2 separate regions of the Homo sapiens genome follow, and region 2 is linked to region 1. The links are chromatin loops, found by intact Hi-C in ENCODE. Cell type or tissue: Caco-2. All regions are shown on one strand. Each heading gives the region's core, and the rest is flanking DNA. Links, peaks and the distances in the headings are about the cores only. Region 1 overlaps AGBL4 (AGBL carboxypeptidase 4). Region 2 overlaps AGBL4 (AGBL carboxypeptidase 4).

Region 1 (2,912 bases), core at 239-2,738:
TCCAGTTTCTCCCCATTATTGCTGAGAATGATGTTCTCACAATTGCTGACCTTGTCACTTCCTGACCTACAACCCTACACTGATTCACTGTCACCTCCAAGGTAAGACCTAAATTCTCAGATCTGGCTTTCATGGCCTTCCATAAGCTAGTATAAGCCTTATCTCCTGACACTGTATTCCGTTGTGCATGTATTTAGAAGGCCAGGTTTAAAGTCCAAAAAGCATGGGTTTTAATCCTGGCTCCTACATGTTTAGCTGTGTGAACCTGGGCAGGCTATTTACTGTCTCTGAGCCTTAGTGTCCTCATCTCTAAAATACATAATGCTTCCTACCTCAGGATTATTGCATTGATTAGAAATTATATATCCAAGATACCCAGTACAATGCTGGTATGCAGTAGCTTTTTTATTATCATTACTACATATGAAACTGTCATCTCCAACAAAGTATGAGCTCTTCAAGGACAAGAGTGTGTCACATTCACATTTGTTTCCAGAGTTATTTAGCATGTTAGGCCTATGAACAAAGGTAGGGAGAAAAAGCAAGACAAAAACAAATCAAGATGAGAGAGAGAGAAAGAAAAGAACAGAGAGACAGAGACGGGGAGAGATGAAGAAACTATTTGTAAAATTCTGTGTTTTCTGGACGTTTGGTATAACATCTTGTAGGTTTCTTCCATGCTGTGTGCCTTGGTTTCCTCTCCTGTAAAATTGGCGGGCAGTTGAACTAGATGATCTCTAGTTCTAATTCTCACTCTCCGCTCTACCCTGGGAAAAACGTTTCCCTGGAGCAGGGGATATCCTTTCTGACCAAGCAGATGTGCAGCAGCTTTATCAGGTGTGACAGTGCTGCCCATCACCCTAATGGGGTCTTTTGAAGAGAAGCCAAGTTAGAGGCTGGTGGGCTAGATCAGATGGAGATCTGACCTCATTTTTAATGTGCCTGATTCTGGATGAGATAACCTTGGTGGGTATTTGGACTTCAGACCACATTAGGCAGGTTGCTGTTATTCATTCACTTGTTCATTCATTATTTATTTTTCATTCATTCATTTATTTTTGAGATGGAGTCTTGCTCTGTCGCTCAGGCTGGAGTGGAGTGGTGCGATCTCAGCTCACTGCAACCTCCGCCTCCTGGGTTCAAGTGATTCTCCTGCCTCAGCCTCCCAAGTAGCTGGGACTACAGGTGTGTGCCACCATGCCCGGCTAATTTTTGTGTTTTTAACAGAGACGAGGTTTCACCATGCTGATCAGGCTTGTCTCGAACTCCTGACCTTATGATCCGCCTGCCTCAGCTTCCCAAAGTGCTAGGATTACAGGCATGAGCCACTGCACCCAGCCTCATTCATTATTTATTACTCATTGATTCATTCAACAGATAAGTTATCAATCACCTCCTCTGTGCTGGGCCATGTAATAGGTATACAGAACATTCACACTGGCTATGTAGAGTAAACAAAACAGGAATGGCTGTGCTCTCAATCTGTTTATAGTCCAGGTACTATTGACATGTTTGGCTAAATGATTCTGTGTTGTGGGGGCAGCCCTGTGCATTGTAGGGTGTTTAGCAGCATCCGTGGTTTCTCCCACTAGATGTCAGCAGCACCCACCTCATTGTGACAACCAAGTGTGTCTTCAAACATTGCCAAACACTCCCTGGGGCAAACACACCTGGGGGTGAGAACCACTGGTCTAGTGGTTGTACAGTATCTGGTGGAGATACAGCAAGTGACATGAGAGAGGTGGGCAGGATCTTGACTGGGAAGGGTCTTGGCTTCCCTACTTAGAAAAAAGTAATCCCTGAATGGATCCTTGGAGACAGGGAAGGGGAGAGGGATACCACTCACAGGCTGCATTAATCTAGTAAGACGGTTATCTAATCACCCTCCTCATTACTTTGGCAGGGAAGAGTGTCCTCCCTCCATTTCTAGCACACCTCAATACCCGAGATGCCTCTCCCTTCTCTACTTGCCCAAGACTGCTGGTATTTATAGCTTGTCTGTCTAACTCAGACCCACTTCTCACTCAAGAGGGAAATTAATCTCTCTCTCCAAATCCCACACTATCACTTGCCTCATGGCTTCCTCATTCCCCTGCTCCTCCAATCCAGGCACCAGCAATTTCCCAGCAGTGCCTCCCTTTCCCCACTGACAGTTGACCGTGGCTCTGAAAATTGGCTCTTGGAATCAGCTGTGCCTGCCCAGCTGGGCCCCAGCTCAGCAGTGCCTGGGACTTTGATGCAGTTCAACCTGAGAGGGGGCTCTGCTTTTCTGAGAGATATTCAGCTCCTGCTTGTCTCACATATATTTTTAGAAGCTTCAACTGGATGCACAGTTAAAAATGAGACTGAAGACCAAAGTAAATATTTGCATAGCAGGATCTTGGAGTGGCGGAGAAGAGAGAAGGAAGAGAGGAGTTCTGATGGGCCTGGCTTCAGGCCTCAGCTCTGCTTCTGAGTGGCTGCACTTGCTTGGAGCAAGTCTCCTTTAGGTATCAGTTTTCCAATCTGTAAATTTGGAGGAGGGACTGGCTTGCCGATGTTTTGAAACATTTCAGCTCCGATGTTCTGTGAGCCTCTATATCAGAAGGGCCATTAAGGGGTTCCTGAACCCTCTGATACTACTGACAAACTGTGTAAATTTTCTGGGAAGAGTATTCATAATTTTCTACAATTTTCAAAAAAAAAATCAGCATCTTCTAAAATGTTAAGAATCTCTGCTCTAGGTCTGTGGATAGAGATAATTGAGTTTATCACCAACTTCCTGGTAATGTTCCTTCTTCTCATTTTCTAACCTGTTCCCTTGTTATAGTCTGACTCTTCTGCGATTAGTGAGAATCTGGCAGAGTGCAGGGGAGTAAAACCAAGCTAGACTTGAAATGGAATGAACAATATGAAGAATCTATCCTGAGTGC
Region 2 (2,912 bases), core at 122-2,621, 140 kb after region 1:
TGGCCAGGGAGTTCAGCGCCACCTGGATTCATCTTTAAACATCTCTGGTTGAAGGGCCTTCTCATTAGGAGCAGAAGCCCGCCTTCTAATGCTACAGGCTGTCTGCGCTGGCCCTGACCCTGTCCTGGCCCCACAGAGCCAGGGTGCTTCTTCTGTCCCAGGACAGCTGGGAAAGGAGGTATTCGAAATATTAGAGATATTTTATCTCTCTCTGTGTCCTCTCCCTCAATTAGCCAGCTGCCAGGTGCCCAGCTAGGGTCTGTGGGGGATGCACACACATCTGAACCTGCCTCCACTTACCCCCAAGAGGCCACGTGAGCAATCAGGTGATCGCACAGATTTTTCCAAAGCACTATTACACTTGTCACTCACGTTGAGCTTGGAAGGATCCACATCATCGAGCTGGTGACCTTCCCAAGGTCACTCAGCCAGGTGGCTCTAGGACCTGGAAGGATCTATGGGTGTTAGATGTTAAAACTAGGAGCTTTCTTAGGACCTTTAGGTCAACCTTACCATACAAAAAGGGAAATGAGGCCCAAGGTCATACCTGGACAGTGGGAGGATAGGGCTTCAAATACAGTTATTGGGGCCTTAGATTCCTTGCCTGATGTCTTTTCCTTTATAAAACCACCCCCACCACTACTACCACCACCTGTGGTCACCAATGCAGGAAGAAATACCCAACTGCTTGCTCACTTGAAAAGCGGGACACAGGACTGAGGAGATGCAAATATTTCCAGGAGGGGCTTCACTCAGCATCTGTTGGGAGATCAGGCATCACCGGAGTGAGAAAGTGAGAGAGTTGAGGAGTTTATAGAAATTACAGCAATGTGGCCTACAGAGATAGCTTGGTCTGTAGTGAAAATGAGAGGTAGTTGTGCTTCAAACACGCAGAATCAAGGGTAGCCCTTGAAATATCTTAGCCACCTCCCGGTGTCCCTGACTTCCTTCTCCGTGGCCCCTCCTCCCTGAGGAAGCCCTTGCTGACACCCTTTGCACTGGTGGGTGTCCCTCACCTCACTCCCACAGCTTGTGTGCTCACCTTCTCCCCCTCTATTGCCTACTGCATGCACCCAGGCCTCCCTCCCTAGACTGCAGACTCTTTGAGGGCAGGGGTGAGGCTGACATGTTTCTATATCTGGGTAATATTCTGTAGCTGTCACCAACTCAGCCCCTGCCAGTAGAGGATTCAGCTGCTCTTCACCAAGCAAGACAGAAGGTTGTCTAAGCTTTACTATTCTGAAGGGCCAGGGAGCTTACCACGGCCCGGGTTCATCTTTGGACATCACCAAAGCACCACCTGGTTCATTAGGAGAGGAAGGAATGAAAATGCCCCGTGCTGCCACCTGCTGGTGACTTCCAGCATGGCGCCCTGAGAATCCACTTTGTTCTTTCTACAGAAAGGCTAGGGAAAGGAAGGGATGTTTATGGAGCCCCTGCCAGGTGCCAGTGCTCTACTCTCTAGGTCTCACTTAATCTAGATAACAATTCTGAAGGGCAGGCATTATCTTTCCCATTTTACAGATAGGTAAAGTGAGGCTGAGAGAAGTGTGGTAATACAATGGTAAGTAGGAAGCAAAGATGAGACTTGGGTCCCCATCTACTGACTTCTGGTCCAGTGATTTTTCCAGTGCTTCAAAAACTAATCCAGATGAATGGATCTATAGCTGAGAGATTTCAGTACTGACCAGAAAGATAGAAATAGCATTACGGGTTTCTAGCAACTTCCTTGGTATCCCTGAAATCACACTATGTAACCATTCACCTACTCCATTAATTCTGGCCCTTGAGACATACCCAGAATAAAGATACAGAAAGAATGGTGACAGAAACCTCTCTAGATCTGGAGCCTGAAATCACTTAAAGAAGTTTGGGCAAATGTCCTGACACCTGGGTTGATGCAAGAGGCTAACTTCCTGGTGGTTTATGGAAAAGGTGGCTGAATATTTGAGAAAAAAACGTTATATGCAGCTTCTGAGCCTCAGCCACCCAGCCTGACTCTGGTCACAACTGGATCCCTCAGCCGGATTCCAGACCAAACCCCAAGGCCAGTTACCAAATGACTACTGTCACGGAATGACTCCTAAGGCTGGGCCATGGCTGGACTGAGCCTGGAATAGCCCAGGCTCTGGACTGTGTTCTCCCTCCACTGTACCCAGGCCATGGTGACCCTCCACTCTGGGAAATCTGCCTCCATACACACAGCTAAGCCTTGGTTTGGGGGTGACCTCAGCTAGGCCATGGGCACTGAGGATGGTTACCAGGCTTGGGGCCAGTCCAAGAAAAGATCAGTGGGATGCAGGGTGCAGGGAAGCATAGAGAAGCAGCAAAGAGGCTGGAGTGGACAGGGAAAGGTGGTGATAAACCAGAGCATGGGCCTGGCAGGGAGATGAGAAGAGGAAGGTCACTACGGTACAGTGGGAGAGAAGCCCAATAGCTCAGAGCCTTCAAAGACCTCCTTACCCAACACCAACATTTTGACTCAAAGAAAAAGGAAACTGCCAAGGCCACCTGAGATGTTGGTGGCCGAGACCAGATCAGAACCAAGTGCCTTTTGTCCTCATCCTGAGCTCCTCCACTGCTCACATGGGGAGCTGGATCACTGTGATGTTTCTGTCCTTTAGTCCTGCCCAGCTCACAGCAGCCCTGTGTACTTGTGGGCCACAGATTCTTATCTCCATTTGATGAATTGGGAGACCAAGGCTCATACAGGAGACAAACCTTGCCCAAGAAGAGGGCATGAAACTGAGCAGTGTCTCCTGGCCTCAAGTCCCACCTACTATGTGCCCAGCATTGGGACAGGTACGTTACATGTACACCATCATTTCATTTTCACAACACCCTGGCGAGGTAATGCTGTTGTCCTATTTTATAGATGAGAATGCTAAGGCCCAGAGAAGTTAAATAACTGG

What was found. Hi-C counts contacts between places; a loop is a spot of excess contacts. Peaks named below come from ENCODE experiments on the same cell type or tissue, not always from the same donor. Only the 100,000 strongest peaks of a DNase experiment are listed, where the experiment ranks them.
Region 2: it touches region 1 in a loop (16-fold over the local background); 16 of 110 quality-filtered maps call a loop at or near these places.

The regions. Positions count from the first base shown.
Region 1 is chr1:48,551,022-48,553,933 of GRCh38, forward strand. All of the region lies in intron 11 of AGBL4 (AGBL carboxypeptidase 4), which reads right to left. Among named protein-coding and RNA genes, the nearest start is that of SPATA6, 80 kb to the left of the region's middle. In Caco-2, for the core only: no CTCF peak of the experiment used is centred there; a DNase peak (open chromatin) is centred at 1,620.
Region 2 is chr1:48,695,943-48,698,854 of GRCh38, forward strand. The region is part of intron 6 of AGBL4 (AGBL carboxypeptidase 4); the gene reads right to left. Among named protein-coding and RNA genes, the nearest start is that of BEND5, 79 kb to the right of the region's middle. In Caco-2, for the core only: a CTCF peak has its summit at 1,344 (motif pointing left); a DNase peak (open chromatin) is centred at 1,343.